Regions from separate parts of the Homo sapiens genome. Here region 2 is linked to region 1. A link is an interaction called in ENCODE POLR2A ChIA-PET data of the cell type or tissue named here. Cell type or tissue: PC-9. All regions are shown on one strand. Links, peaks and the distances in the headings refer to the core of each region. The heading gives the core; the rest is flanking DNA. Region 1 has its middle 110 kb from the start of GALNT15. Region 2 overlaps GALNT15 (polypeptide N-acetylgalactosaminyltransferase 15).

The links. ChIA-PET counts read pairs that join two places held together with the same protein. Peaks named below come from ENCODE experiments on the same cell type or tissue, not always from the same donor. Only the 100,000 strongest peaks of a DNase experiment are listed, where the experiment ranks them.
Region 2: POLR2A ChIA-PET joins it to region 1 with 12 read pairs; 6 of 35 experiments call an interaction of 5 or more read pairs at or near these places.

The regions. Positions count from the first base shown.
Region 1 is chr3:16,058,971-16,061,887 of GRCh38, reverse strand. No RefSeq gene overlaps it. Among named protein-coding and RNA genes, the nearest start is that of GALNT15, 110 kb to the left of the region's middle. RefSeq lists an enhancer at 1,038-2,237. In PC-9, for the core only: no CTCF peak of the experiment used is centred there; DNase peaks (open chromatin) are centred at 807 and 1,357; H3K4me3 peaks cover 272 bases; H3K27ac peaks cover 2,500 bases.
Region 2 is chr3:16,227,409-16,230,325 of GRCh38, reverse strand. It overlaps GALNT15 (polypeptide N-acetylgalactosaminyltransferase 15), which reads right to left. Exons shown (of 10, transcript NM_054110.5): 10 at 161-2,917. The coding sequence ends at 2,826. Among named protein-coding and RNA genes, the nearest start is that of DPH3, 36 kb to the left of the region's middle. In PC-9, for the core only: no CTCF peak of the experiment used is centred there; no DNase peak of the experiment used is centred there.

The DNA of each region.
Region 1 (2,917 bases), core at 267-2,766:
ATTTTCATGGCTGTATAGTATTTGCACTCATTGAATTGTGTCCCCCAAAAAGTTCACATCCACATAGAACCTCAGAAAGTGACCTCATTTGGAAACAGGACCTTTGCAGATGTAATCAGTTAAAATGATTCATACCGGATTGGGGGGCCCTTAATCTGATGACTGTTGTCTTTATAAGATGTTCATGTGAAGACATTGAGAGAAACAGGGAGAGTACCATGTGAAGATGGGGGCAGAGATGGGAGTGATGACAGCTACAAGCCAGGGAATGCCAAGGATTGCAGGCAAAGACCAGAAGCTGGGAGACAGGCATGGAGCAGATTCTCCCCGAGAACCTCCAGAAGGAACCAACCCTCCTGATACCTTGATTTTACACTTCTAGCCTCCTCAATTGTGAAATGATAAATTCCTGTTATTTTAAGCCACACAGTTTGTACTAATTTGTTATGGCAGCCCTAGGAAATGAATATAGTATTCCACTGTATAAACAGCTGCAGTTTACTTATAAATATACCACCATTTCTTGATCCATTCTGACGTTGATGTCGTTTGGTTAGTTTCTCATTTGGAGCTATTATGAGCAATGCCACTGTGAACATTGTTGTTCATGTGTCCTGGTGCAAGGATGTGCACTTCTCTGGATGACATGCCTCCACTGCCACCCTGCTTCCTGAGCAGTCAGCCCTCTATGGCTATAGCAGTAGAAATTCTGGGTCCTGGTAATGAAACAACTCAGATAAAGCAGAAAAAGACAACAGTGCAGCTAGCCAGAGCCCTGCTGGTGATGCACCCTCTGATTCACTGCAGCTCCAGCCAAGCTTCTCCTGCATGAATTCTCCATTCCTCCATCCCTGACCTTGCTGTGGCCCTGACTCCAGCAATCACTACCTCCCACTGACAGGGGAGGATCCTCTCCCTGATTTTGGCTCTGCCCTGCCTCCACCAGAGTCTCTACACCCCCTTTAGTCCCTTTCTTTTTTTTCTTTTTTTTTTTTTTTGCTAGCTGATCGAGTTTGGAACTGGTCTGTTCTTTGTTGCCCCCCTGGACTCAGCCATAGCATCTCAGACCAAAAGTTCCTAACAATGGTCCCTCCTTGCAAGGAGAGGCTTCCTGAATTATTTTCTCCCCCATTTACCAGGAAATCCACTGATTTTAGAGATTTTCCACCCCTAAGGACAGTAAGAACCTGAGGGCAGAGAGTGTAAGGCATCACGGGGCAGGAGAGGTGAGCATCTATGTGGTGGAAGCTGGGGTGCCGATGCACGTGGCTGCAACAGCATCTCCCAGTGGCCAAGTCACAGGGGAAGAAAAGAATGTTTGTGTCAACCACCAAAGGGCTGAGGTAAACAGTTGTCTTCACTCACTGCCCATTCCTGAAGATGAGTCACTTCCCAAACTTCCAGAGCTGTGACGACAATTGTTTATCTGACATGGACATTGAGCTTGTTTTCATTGCTGCAATACCATCTCAAAGCACACTGGGTTGTCCTTCTTCTGAGTAACAACATCCTCTTATTATGAATTCTGTATTTCATTTGGACCCACCTTCTTAGCATTTGTATTACTCCGTACAACTTGTTCTAGGAAATTGTGAAAATAGCAATATTGAGGTAAATAGAATTCTTTTTCTTTTTCATTTATTTTTAGGAAAATCTTACTGCTTTGATTTTAAAATCTGATGACAAATCTGTGGTTAACCCCACCCATCACTGTGCTGAAGAAAGAAATTGGATATTTTTTCTGTGGAATTTCAGCAGTCAATACTCTTTCCTTATTGCTCAAAGTCCTCCCACAGAGAAGTTCTGGGGAAATAGAGAGAAGGCAAAGGGTGGCAGTTGGGAGCCAAAATGCTTAGAGTTATAGTAAATGCAAAATGTGTTAAAAAGAACCTTGAGCTTTCAGTGGTACCACTGTCTTATATCCAACTCACAGAGCAATGTGGTGGGGGATGTATCAGGCAAGGTTCAATCAAGGAAGCATGACCACGATGAATGATGTAGAAAAACACAGATTTGCAATAGAGATTGGACCTGGAGTCATGATGGGAGCTGGTGGAGATGTCTGTGCAAGGCTGTTCCCTCTGCATTTGGTGGGCCAATCCTGAAGTTGCTATGGGTCAGCAGGCCAGGCTGTTTGGATGGAAAGCTGGGCATGAAGTGCAAAAAAGCAAGGAAAACGAAAATCTGTGAAGACAAAGAGGAATCCATAAGGACCAACTGAAATCCACAGGGACCAACTGCAAGTCATATCTGTCTTCTACCATCTCAATCTCAACCACATCGGTGACCCGCAAGCTGGGATCCTCCATCATGGAGTGACACACACTCCTGGCCAGAGCAGCTACAGGAGGAGGTCCAGAAGGAGGAGAGGAGGTGCAGGCCCAGCTGCTGCCCTGTGTAGGTCCGTGATGAGTGAAGACTGCAGCAGCCCCTTGTGTCCGACACCGACCTCCAGACAGTGATGGCTGATGCTCCACATTCACCTTCCAAATCTCACGCAGATTCCTCACATGGCACTCCTAATCTAGACCATACAGGGGAAGGAATTCTGGGAAATGTAGTTCTAGTAGCTAAGTTGACACAATACAAAACCATCACAGTGGTGGAGTCAGAAATACCAGGCAGATAGTTAAGTATGGTGCTCCCTTCTAGAGGCACCACTAAGCTAACACGCATACACTGCTTACAATGTGCCAGACACTCTTCCCAGCACTTGACACACACCAACTCATTCAATCCTCTGAACAGCCTGATGAAGTAGTTACTTTCATTATTCCTATTTCATAGATGAAAAGCTAAGGCACAGAGAAGACCACAAAGATAGTAAGAGGCAGACAAATTCTAGCATGATAGTGGTCATACTGGGCAGCCCTTCATCTGTACTTTTTATGGCCTGCTATTTTTAAATCCTGAATCC
Region 2 (2,917 bases), core at 183-2,682, 170 kb before region 1:
GGCATTAAAACCAAAGAGGAAACAGGTCAGGCACTCTCCAGGAAGGATATCTGCTCTTACTGTTGTAATACAGCATGAAGAGTGTGGGACTCTAGACTGCTGGCCGGACACTTCTCTCTGTTCTCCCCAGTGGTATAGTTAATAATGATGATGAACTTGGTGGGGGTGGTAACAAAATTCAATCTTAAAAAACGAACAACAAAATCCAATCACAAAATTCAGGTAGACAAGTGAAACCAATCTCTTGGGAATCAGATCTCTCAACTGACAAGTTTCTCTACTTTTAAATTGATCATTATGGATAAAATGAATGCTGAGTTCATAGAGAAGAAGGGAATTTGAACACTTGGTTACACTAAAGGAGAAGGTCCTTCTAGAACTAAATGGAGGCATCTGTTTTACTTAAATTAAGGGTCTGTAAATACCAGCCAGGGACTGAGTTGACAGCCACTTCTGCAATAAAGTAATAAATCATGGAGCTGGTTAAGGAAGCAAGAAACACCATATTCTTGCTTTGTTCACCCAATTAGGCAATAAGCCATCTGGGTCCTTTTGTTAATTGCCACCTAATACAATTTATGCAATTAAATTCAGTCTTTTATTTAATTATATTAATTTATCCCAGCAACTTCAAAGACCCACAATGCCAATGATAAAGTTCAGTTAAAAAACAGAGGTCTTGAAAAATTTTTTTTCTTCAGCCGCTAATACCATTTACACGGTCGCCATCTGAGAATTTGTAGCTCCGTCTCAGTCTCAGGATTTAGGGAAATTTGTTTTAAATATAGATGGGTCTGAAGCAAGAAGACAGTGACTAAAGTCTCTTCTCTAGATGGGATAATGAATCTATCTAGATTGGTCCAACAGAACTGTGATGAAATGTTCTATATCCATGCTCGCCAATACAGTAGAAGTAGACCCTAGCCACAGGTGGGTAGTGAGCATTTGAAATGTGGCCAGCCCAATTGAGGAATTGAGTTTTAAATTTTCTTTGATTTTAATGGATTTCCATCAAAATGGCCACATTTTGTTAGTGGCTACCATATTAGACAGCACAGGTCCAGAGTGTATTCTGAGGAAGGAGAAATGCAGTGAACCCTTGACTTAGCAGGTAGACAATGAATACGTAGTTATGATAGGTATTGTTTGGAAACACTGCACTTCCCACTCAGTTTTTCTTATTTGAAGGATACTGTGTTCTGAGACAGCCCAAAGGAGATTAGCATCTTTAGGGGAAGATTTCTAAGCTGACCATGTGGAAAGGTAGGTAACTCCATCTGGGGAAAAATGAATATGAATGCTGTTTATTAAATAGCAGAACCCATCCCATTCGGCAACTCTTACAGCTAATTCAGGTAAGCCAAGTCATAGCAAGGAAAGTCATTTAGCTCTTACTAGCCTCAGCTGTGCTCCAGATGAGCCGTGTTCTTCCCACACTCATGGACATTCAACCTGTGGACACATTTGGGGGTTCCAGACAGTTATATGGGCTCAGAGATGGCCCTGTCAGCTCTCATGGACATTAACACCCAAATGTTACCTGTCATAAGAATTTTGGCTCAGGCTCTGGCATTTTCCTCCCAGGAAAAAGGTTTGCTTTTTTAGAAAGGTTGCTGTTTCTGCTCCAGTCAGTGCAAACCCTGTAACAGGGCATCAGGAGAGTTTCTCTCTTTTTTTTTTTTTTTGAGATGGAGTCTCACTCTGTCACCCAGGTTGGAGTGCAATGGCATGATCTCAGCTCACTGCAACCTCTGCCTCCTGGGTTCAAGCGATTCTCTTGCCTCAGCCTCCCAAGTAGCTGGGATTACAGGTATGCGCCACCATGCCCAGCTAATTTTTGTATTTTTAGTAGAGACAAGGTTTTGCAATGTTGACCAGGCTGGTCTCAAACCCCTGACATCAGGTGATCCTCCCAACTCTGCCTCCCAAAGTGCTGGAATTACAGGCATGAGCCACCGCGCCCGGCAGGAGAGTTTCTCAACTGTGAACACCTTTGTTAATGGGAATGCTCAAATTGTGCTGGTACTTCTAACACCAACGACTAAAGAGAAATCGATTGCAAGGGAATCTGGTTATGGTTATGGTTAACCAAGTTAGAGAAGAGCTAGGGCAGGGGGAATAGAGGTAGATTCTCAGTAGGAAGGAAATTCTCTACAATGGTGGAAATTCTCATTAACATGAAAATGTCTTTTCCTAGATCTCTTGAAGCTTTTCAGCTGCTGGGTTGAGCTGGAGAATTGGGCCAAAGTGCTCTTGCATCTTCTCTGCAATCCTAAACCTCCTTTCTGTAGCTCCCTTTCCTTCTTCTGAGATATGGCTCAACAAATGAACACAACATTTGTGCTAATAAACCCAATTCAGAGTTTTTGGAATGTCAGGCCATTACATCTGCTTCACTCTTTAATTTTCATGGTTGGCCAAACAGACAATCCAAGTTAAGGCCATTTGAAGACAAATAAATTGATCCATTGAATTTATGTATCCTGGAGGTGCTGCCAGAGAATGTCCAGGCCAGAGAGAAAGCAATTGTTAAGTGCTCAGTGGAGAAAAACAAAGAATCTTCTGTACTATGTAATAATCATTTCCCAGTGATGAAGACAACGGTACAATGGATCCTTTTTTTTTTTTTTTAAAGCAGCCAGCAGTCAATGAAATAAGGTGTGAAAAGGAGAAACTTCCTATATTCTTTCATAGAGCTTTTTTCTCTCCTAACACCAGGAGCACACACACAAAAGGATCAGCTTCATGAAATATATAAGCTCTTTAAGTTCACTTGGAGCTGGATTTTGATGGCCAAAATTCTCTTTTCCTTCTGACATTGACATTCATCGTTCATCCACAGCATTGATCTGGTCAAAACGCCACTGCTGGCGGGCTTTTCCATCACACGGACGCAGGTACAAATCTTTATTGTTTT